Linked DNA regions of Mus musculus: region 2 is linked to region 1. A link is a contact called in ENCODE Hi-C or POLR2A ChIA-PET data. All regions are on one chromosome and are shown on one strand. Each heading gives the region's core, a stretch centred on a gene start or an enhancer-like site at or near the end of the contact. The rest is flanking DNA. Distances are from core to core; before and after follow the strand shown.

The links. Hi-C counts contacts between places; a loop is a spot of excess contacts on that map. ChIA-PET counts read pairs that join two places held with the same protein, here RNA polymerase II (POLR2A).
Region 2: POLR2A ChIA-PET joins it to region 1 with 36 read pairs in Patski. The contact joins the promoter of Ccdc130 here to the enhancer-like site in region 1. A Hi-C loop is called at or near these places in 1 of 37 maps with a recorded cell type or tissue (v-Abl transformed pro-B cells). POLR2A ChIA-PET finds 5 or more read pairs at or near these places in 4 of 5 experiments (Patski and embryonic stem cell).

The regions. Positions count from the first base shown.
Region 1 is chr8:84,202,027-84,205,407 of GRCm38, forward strand. No RefSeq gene overlaps it. Among named protein-coding and RNA genes, the nearest start is that of Mir23a, 4.8 kb to the right of the region's middle. Within about 2 kb of position 1,530, at least 1 of the 3 ENCODE cell types and tissues checked has a DNase peak (open chromatin) inside an H3K27ac peak, as active enhancers do.
Region 2 is chr8:84,268,684-84,272,064 of GRCm38, forward strand. Ccdc130 (coiled-coil domain containing 130) reads right to left here and starts at 1,719. Exons shown (of 10, transcript NM_026350.3): 1 at 1,659-1,719.

The sequences.
Region 1 (3,381 bases), core at 280-2,779:
ACAAGATACAGCACCATACCTACCCTGTTCCCATAGCAGCATCGGGCTAGTTACTTTTGTTTTCTGAGTCTGTTGTAACCCAGGCTAGCCTCAAATTTCTGATCCTCCTGTCTCCGCACCTGAGTACTGCACCATCCCTGGCTTCCACAGTCCTGGTGATTGAACTCCGGCCCTGGGCATGCCAGGCGAGCACTCCACTCTTTGAGCTACATCTTTGTCTCCTGTTTAGTTGACAGAGACAGGGTTTCTTGTAGTCTGGGCTAGCCTCAAACTTGCCATGAAACTAACGGCGGACTTGAGCTCCGCATTCTCTTTCCTGCAACTCTCAAGTGCTAGGGTTATGGGCATGGGCCACCAACTCCAGCTCAGGCGGCCTTGTCTTTATGGAGAGAGTGTAGACATTCCTGGGATTGTCTCTGCCGCCTCAGTTTTTCCATCTGTGAATGGGAACTTTTGGAGATGCAGTGGAACAGAGCACACTCTCTAGTCTCCCATAGGGTGCTGAGGTCTCCTCATATCCTGTGTTGAATGTCCTCAGTGGACATGGAGGTGTGTCTTCCTAGCTGGCCATGGGGAAGGATTGAGGGTGGTGGCGTGGGCGTGAGAATTCTTGGGTAGGGAAGGACAGCATCATGCCGGGCATGGCTGAGTCACACTCGAGCGGCGCCTTGCCTCAGGCTGCTGGAGCTAGAACTGGCGCCACCCTGGGTGTGGCTACTGAGCTGTGGCCCTGGGCAGAGCAGGGCTGGGTGGCAGGATGGGCACATGGGCCTTGAGGGACTCGGGGGAGCAAATCTGGGATGCCCGGTGATACCTCCCTTTTGTCTCCTGTGTACATTTGGGGCTCTGGAACCCTAAGCTTTGGGCCTGGGAATAATAATAATTATCGATCTATTAATAAAAGTTTTTGAGGCATGATCTAATGTAATGTAGTCCATGCTGGCCTGGAACTGGATAAGTAGTCCAGGATGTCCTTGAACTGGTCCTTAGGCCTCCACCTCCTGAATGCTAGGCTTACTTGTGTGCACCATGATGAAGGGTTTCTGCTTTAAGATGGGACCTGCTGACTCCATGCTTCCAGCAAAATAGCCAAGCACTCTCTACCCACAGTCAACTTTGGGGGTCGAGACACAGTCTCATTTCATAGCCTACCGCGGTCTTGAACACATGGCAGTCCTCCTGGCTCAGCCTCCTGAATGGTAGACTGACAGAGACGCCTCACAATGCCTGGCTGGTTCCTGGAAGTTTTGCGGAGTTAAGGGAGTGAGCCAAGCCTTCCAGAAGACAGTGGGTGATGGAGGTCAGCGCTCCTATCTCCAGTCCCAGGCCAGGCCAGGACCTGGGATGAACTTCACCCTGGGAGCACTGATTGGCTTGAGGGGAACCCAGCACCGCAAACAGAATGTTAAGGAATAGAGTGGGGGATCTGGTTGTTGGACTGTGTGGCTGGCGGGCAGCGAGGGTGGGACGTGGCTGTCGTCTTTGCCTATTTATACCAAGTGATTCAGCCCTCCCTCACCCCTTCCTGCGCCCCCTCCACTCGCGGCTAGGCACTAGGCCCACCCACTTGCCTATGCCCTGCCCCCCAACCCGGGCGGGTTGTCTGGTTCCTGCGTGGGGACGGACGTGGAGGGCAGGCATCTGTGCCGCAGGTCGGGTTGGCCCCAACCCAGCCGCCCAGCTCCTGGGAAGAGTGGGCCATTAGCGAGCGCTGGTGGCTGGGGCGGGGGCGGAGCTGGGCGGAGACTGCAGCCCTTGGTATTTTCCGATCCTCGCTGCTTCGCGAGAGTGGAAAGTATTTGAGGATCAGGGTTGGGGACGACCGGAGGGCCTCTGCCCTGGTTCTTTCTTGGGGTTCACTGTGGGTCCTCCAGGGATGCCGAGGGCTTGAAGGCTGTGTGTGCTAATTTAACTGACTGGGATACCACAGCCCAAGGCCCCCCGCCCTGTTTCTCAAGCCCTCCAGCTCCAGGACTTCTGTCCCTTTGAGTCTCCCTGTGAGACTAAGAGTCAGTACAGGGTGTCCCAGCTCCTGGACACCTGCGTGGTAATGCCCCCTCCACGCCAGACACAGACCTCTGGTGTGTGTGAGGATGGGAGTGGCCTTGGCTGCAGCCTTGGGCTCTTTGTAGGGGAAACCCCACAGGAAACCAGCCTGGCCAAATGGCCGCCCTTCCCGTTCTGGTCCCTGGGACGAATATGCTGTCTCACTTCCGGAGGTGATTGGGGAGGCTGGTCAGCCTGTGGACCTGGGCTGCCCCCAGAACCCAAAGAGACAGAGGTGGATTGGGGCTGGAGACTGTGTGTGTGTGTGTGTGTGTGTGTGTGTAAGCACGCGTACTGGGGAAGACACATCAGAATATCTCAATCCTTATTCCTCATTCCTCAGACATCGGTGATGCCAGATCTAGACGTTAAATCCACTGTCCTGCCTGTCACTGCCTGATATGACTGAATGCTTCTGTCCTTGATGTCACCCAGGAACTCTTCCAATTATTGGGAAGTAGAGATTTTCTTTTTTTTTAAGACTTATTTTTTTACTTTTGTGTATGTGTTGGGTATGTGCATGTATGTGTAGGTGCCTAAAGGGTCCAGAAGAGGGCGCCACATGTGAGCCGGGAAACCAAATTCAGGTTCTCAGAAAGCAATATGCAGTCTAAACTATTGAGTCATCTTTCCAGCCCTGAACTTGTTTTCTTTTTTTTTTTTTAAGATTTATTATTATATGTAAGTACGCTGTAGCTGTCTTTAGACACTCCAGAAGAGGGTGTTAGATCTCATTACGGATGGTTGTGAGCTACCATGTGGTGGCTAGGATTTGAACTCAGGACCTTCGGAAGGGCAGTCAGTGCTCTTACCCGCTGAGCCATCTCTCTAGCCCTAAACTTATCTTTTTTAGAGTCTCATGTATCCCAGGTTGCCCTCCAGCTTGCTCTGTAGACACATTTCTTGTTTTTATTTTTATTTTGTTTTTCCTAGACAGGCTTTCTCTGTGTAGTCCTGGCTGTCCTGGAACTTCCTCTGTAGACCAGGCTGGCCTTAAACTTCCTGAGACATACCTGCTAATGCCTGCGGAGTGCTGGGAACATGTGTATAAACCACCACACTTCCTTGATATGGTACTGGGGGTGAAGCCAAGCCCAGTCAGTGTGCTAGGCCAGCAGCTGCCATTGAGCCTTACCCCTTGTTGCTTTTTTTTTTTTTAATTAAAAATTATTTCACCGGGTGTGGTGGCGCACACCTTTAATCCTAGCACTTGGGAGGCAGAAACAGGTGGATTTCTGAGTTCGAGGGCAGCCTGGTCTACAAAGTGAGTGCCAAGGACAGCCAGGGCTATAGCCATGGCTACACAAAGAAACCCTGTCTCAAAAAAACAAAACC
Region 2 (3,381 bases), core at 469-2,968, 67 kb after region 1:
TAACTACTGAGCCATCTCTCCACCCCTAAATTAAAACAAAACATTGTGTGTGTGTGTGTGTCCAGGTGTGACTGTGCCATTGTGTGCAGGTCAGAGGAGGAGTTAACTCTCTCCTTCCCCCACATGGGGGATGGAACTCAGATAGCCAGGCTTGGTGTCAGTGTCTTCACCTACTGAGTCATCATCACACGTCCTGACCCAGATACCTTTGGTGGCCAAGTACTTCAATGCCCAGCCAGGTTTGCGAGGCACAGCTACCTGAGTTTAAATTCAAGCTCCATTCTTTACCAGCTGCGGACCTGGGTCTGACTGTTGTGGAGTGCCTGCTCATCGCCTGTCAGAAGAGAATACAGACCAGGGAGTGATGGTGTATGCCTTTAATCCCAGCATTCGGGGTGTGTGTGTGTGTGTGGAACCAGGAGGGTACACACTGAGTTCGAGACCAGTATGGTCCACAAAGCCAAGTTCCAAGCTAGCCAGAACCAGACAGGAAGACCCTGTCTCAAAAAGCAAAATCAAAACAAACAAAAATTAAAAACAGAGGGAAATGGGAGCGGGAGTGACTCTGGGGTTTGCTATAATGAAAAAGTGTATGGGCTGGTAGTGTGGACACCCAGCTTGAAGTGCTATGTGCTTGGGGTCTGCTTTACAATGTTGAACATGTTTGTTTTGGAGACATGCCTTTCTGTGTAATCCCGGCTGGCCTAGTACTCCAGATCTTCCAGCCTCAGCTTCTGAAGTCTTAAATGGCTAATCACCACAGGTAGTATCACAGCCAGATTACACCCAGTCTGCTCAGGTGGATGCACAGGGGCTCTTCTGTGCCAAGGGTCATTCCTGACCTCAAATGCCACAGCAGACCACAGCTTGGGCATCAATCTCCTCTCTGCTGCTTCCTAGCTGCCTGACTCTGGGCCAGGGGCTACCTGGATCCCAGTTTCTCCATTTGGGGAAAAAAAAAAGTTTTCTAAAGGATTCAGCCGCTGAGACTGCCTTTGGGAGTCATGACAGGTGTTAAGTATTGAGAAGAACAGGCATGGGACAAAGAAAAGTGACAATTTCAAATTTCTCCTACTTACTAACAACTATAAAAAATATTTTTGTTATGTGTATGTGTGTGCAGAAGTGAGTTCAGGTGACCGGAAAGGGTAGAGGGTTGGATTCTCTGGAGATACAGGCAGCTGTGAGCTCTGGGAACTGAACCCTGGTCCTCTGCTAGAGAGCAGGTCAAGTTCTTAACCGCGGAGCCACCTCGCCAGCCCCTTACAAATTACATTTATTTGTTCTGCGTGTGTTGGCAGAGTGTGCAACGAAGTGAGAATGTAGATCAGAGAACAGCCTACAAGAATCGATTCTTTCAACATGCTCAGGGGTCGAACTCTCATGTTGTCAGGTTTGGCCACAAGCGCCACTACCAGCTAAGCCACCTTGCCGGCCCCCAAGCTACTGTTCCCAAGCACTATGTTTCAATTCAGGCTAGGAGGGCTCATCTTCAGCATGAAGACGCCTAGAGGTGCCATTGGCCTAAAACGGAGGCTGGGCCCTGGGAACCCGCTCGCGTCCGCAGATACAGCATCTCCCGTGCCAGGACGCAGTGGTGGGATTGAGGACCTGCCACCCCCGTTGCCGTCGCGGACCGGTCCTCACCCCGTACCTACCTGCCCTCTCCCTGACGTCACGCCTCCACCAGCCCGGAAGCACACCCGGAGCCAGGAACCCGCAGAGCGCCCGCCTCTGCGGCCCAAAAGCGCCTGCGCAAGCTGGAGCGAGGCACTTTCGTCATCTTGATTGGCTGAGGCTATTGCAGACTGACCAATTCAGGCCTGTCTAGCCGTTAGAAGCCCCGCCCACCGGGAGTGGTCCAATTGGAGATGGCTTCCTCCCGGAAGATCTACTTTGGCACCGCCCAGCCCTCCCTGGCGGTTGCGTTTTCGAAGGAGCTGATTCGTCATTTTTAAGCTTTGATTTGACTGACGTTTGAGACCGGTTTTCTTGTATCCCAGTTTGACCCTGCATCTCATTATATTGCTGAAGATGACTCTGAATTTCTGACTCGCCTTGTGATATCCAAGTAGTGGGATTACCAATACAGCCCAGGCTATTTATTTATGGATTTTAAAAAATTATGTTTATGACCAGACGTGGTGGCCAACACCTTTAATCCCAACACTCTGGAGGCAGAGGCAGGTAGTCTACATAATCAAAGGCCTGTCAGGAGTACACTGTCTCAAAAAAATACATATGTATGTGTGTGGGTGAGTGCTAGTGTGCCACGACTGAGGGAAGTAGAGTCAGAGGGATATTTGTAGGTCTCTGGGCAAGTATGTGGTGCATACATATATGCAGCCAAAACACCTGTTCAGGTAAATAAATCTTAAAAGTACAAAGCAATGCCGGACGTGGTGGCTCACGCCTTTAATCCCAGCACTTGGGAGGCAGAGGCAGGTGGATTTCTGAGTTCGAGGCCAGCCTGATCTACAAAGTGAGTTCCAGGACAGTCAGGGCTATACAGAGAAACCCTGTCTCAAAAAACAAAACAAAACAAAAACCCAAAACAAAAAGTACAAAGCAAAGCCGGGGGACGGTGGCACACGCCTTTAATCGCAGCACTAGAGAGGCAGAGGCAGGTGGATCTCTGAATCTACAGAGTGAGTTCCAGGACAGCCAGGGCTACAGAGAGAAACCCTGACTCGAAAAAAATCTGCCCCCCCACCCCCACCAAAAAAGTAGAAAGCAGAAAAAAAGAGGTTTATTCAATGGTGGCACTTTAGAAAGCGATTCGGGGAAGGGACACTCTTAAGTTCTGGTGTGAGATCATGGTTTAAAGGTACAAGGATCTCACATCTAAGCAGTCTTGGTCAAGGTGTGGTCCCGCCCACCATTGACCCACCATTGTCTGGGCTTCAGTCTCATCCTGTAAGTTGGTCTGCAAAACCTAGAACTGGGTGAAATCTCTTTCCAGAAGACTTTCTCTTCCCCCTCTGGCTGGCGCCCTTTCTTTTGCCCACCATGAGATTCCTGGGGAAATTCCCATTTCTTTGGAGTTCATTATTTTATGGTCTGATAGATTGAGAGATGTGGGGACGAGTCTCTCTAGATATCTTCATTTCTGCCAGGTCTATTAAAAAATAAAAGGTTAGTAACATGGAAGATTCTTGAAGGCCCCTGAGCTCAGCTTTATATAAAGAGTCAATGACAGGGCGAGGGGACTCACAGTGTGAGCAGAGACTCTAGGGCCTGCTTTTGAGTCAACCCTTCTTATAAGCAACCCTGACACACACTCCTGTTTATAACCCTGGTAGGATGTCGTTTGTAGGACATCAGACTTCAGTGCAATGGTTACTTTGGTCTGTGTGGGTTCTCTTTCAAGGATGAGTAGAT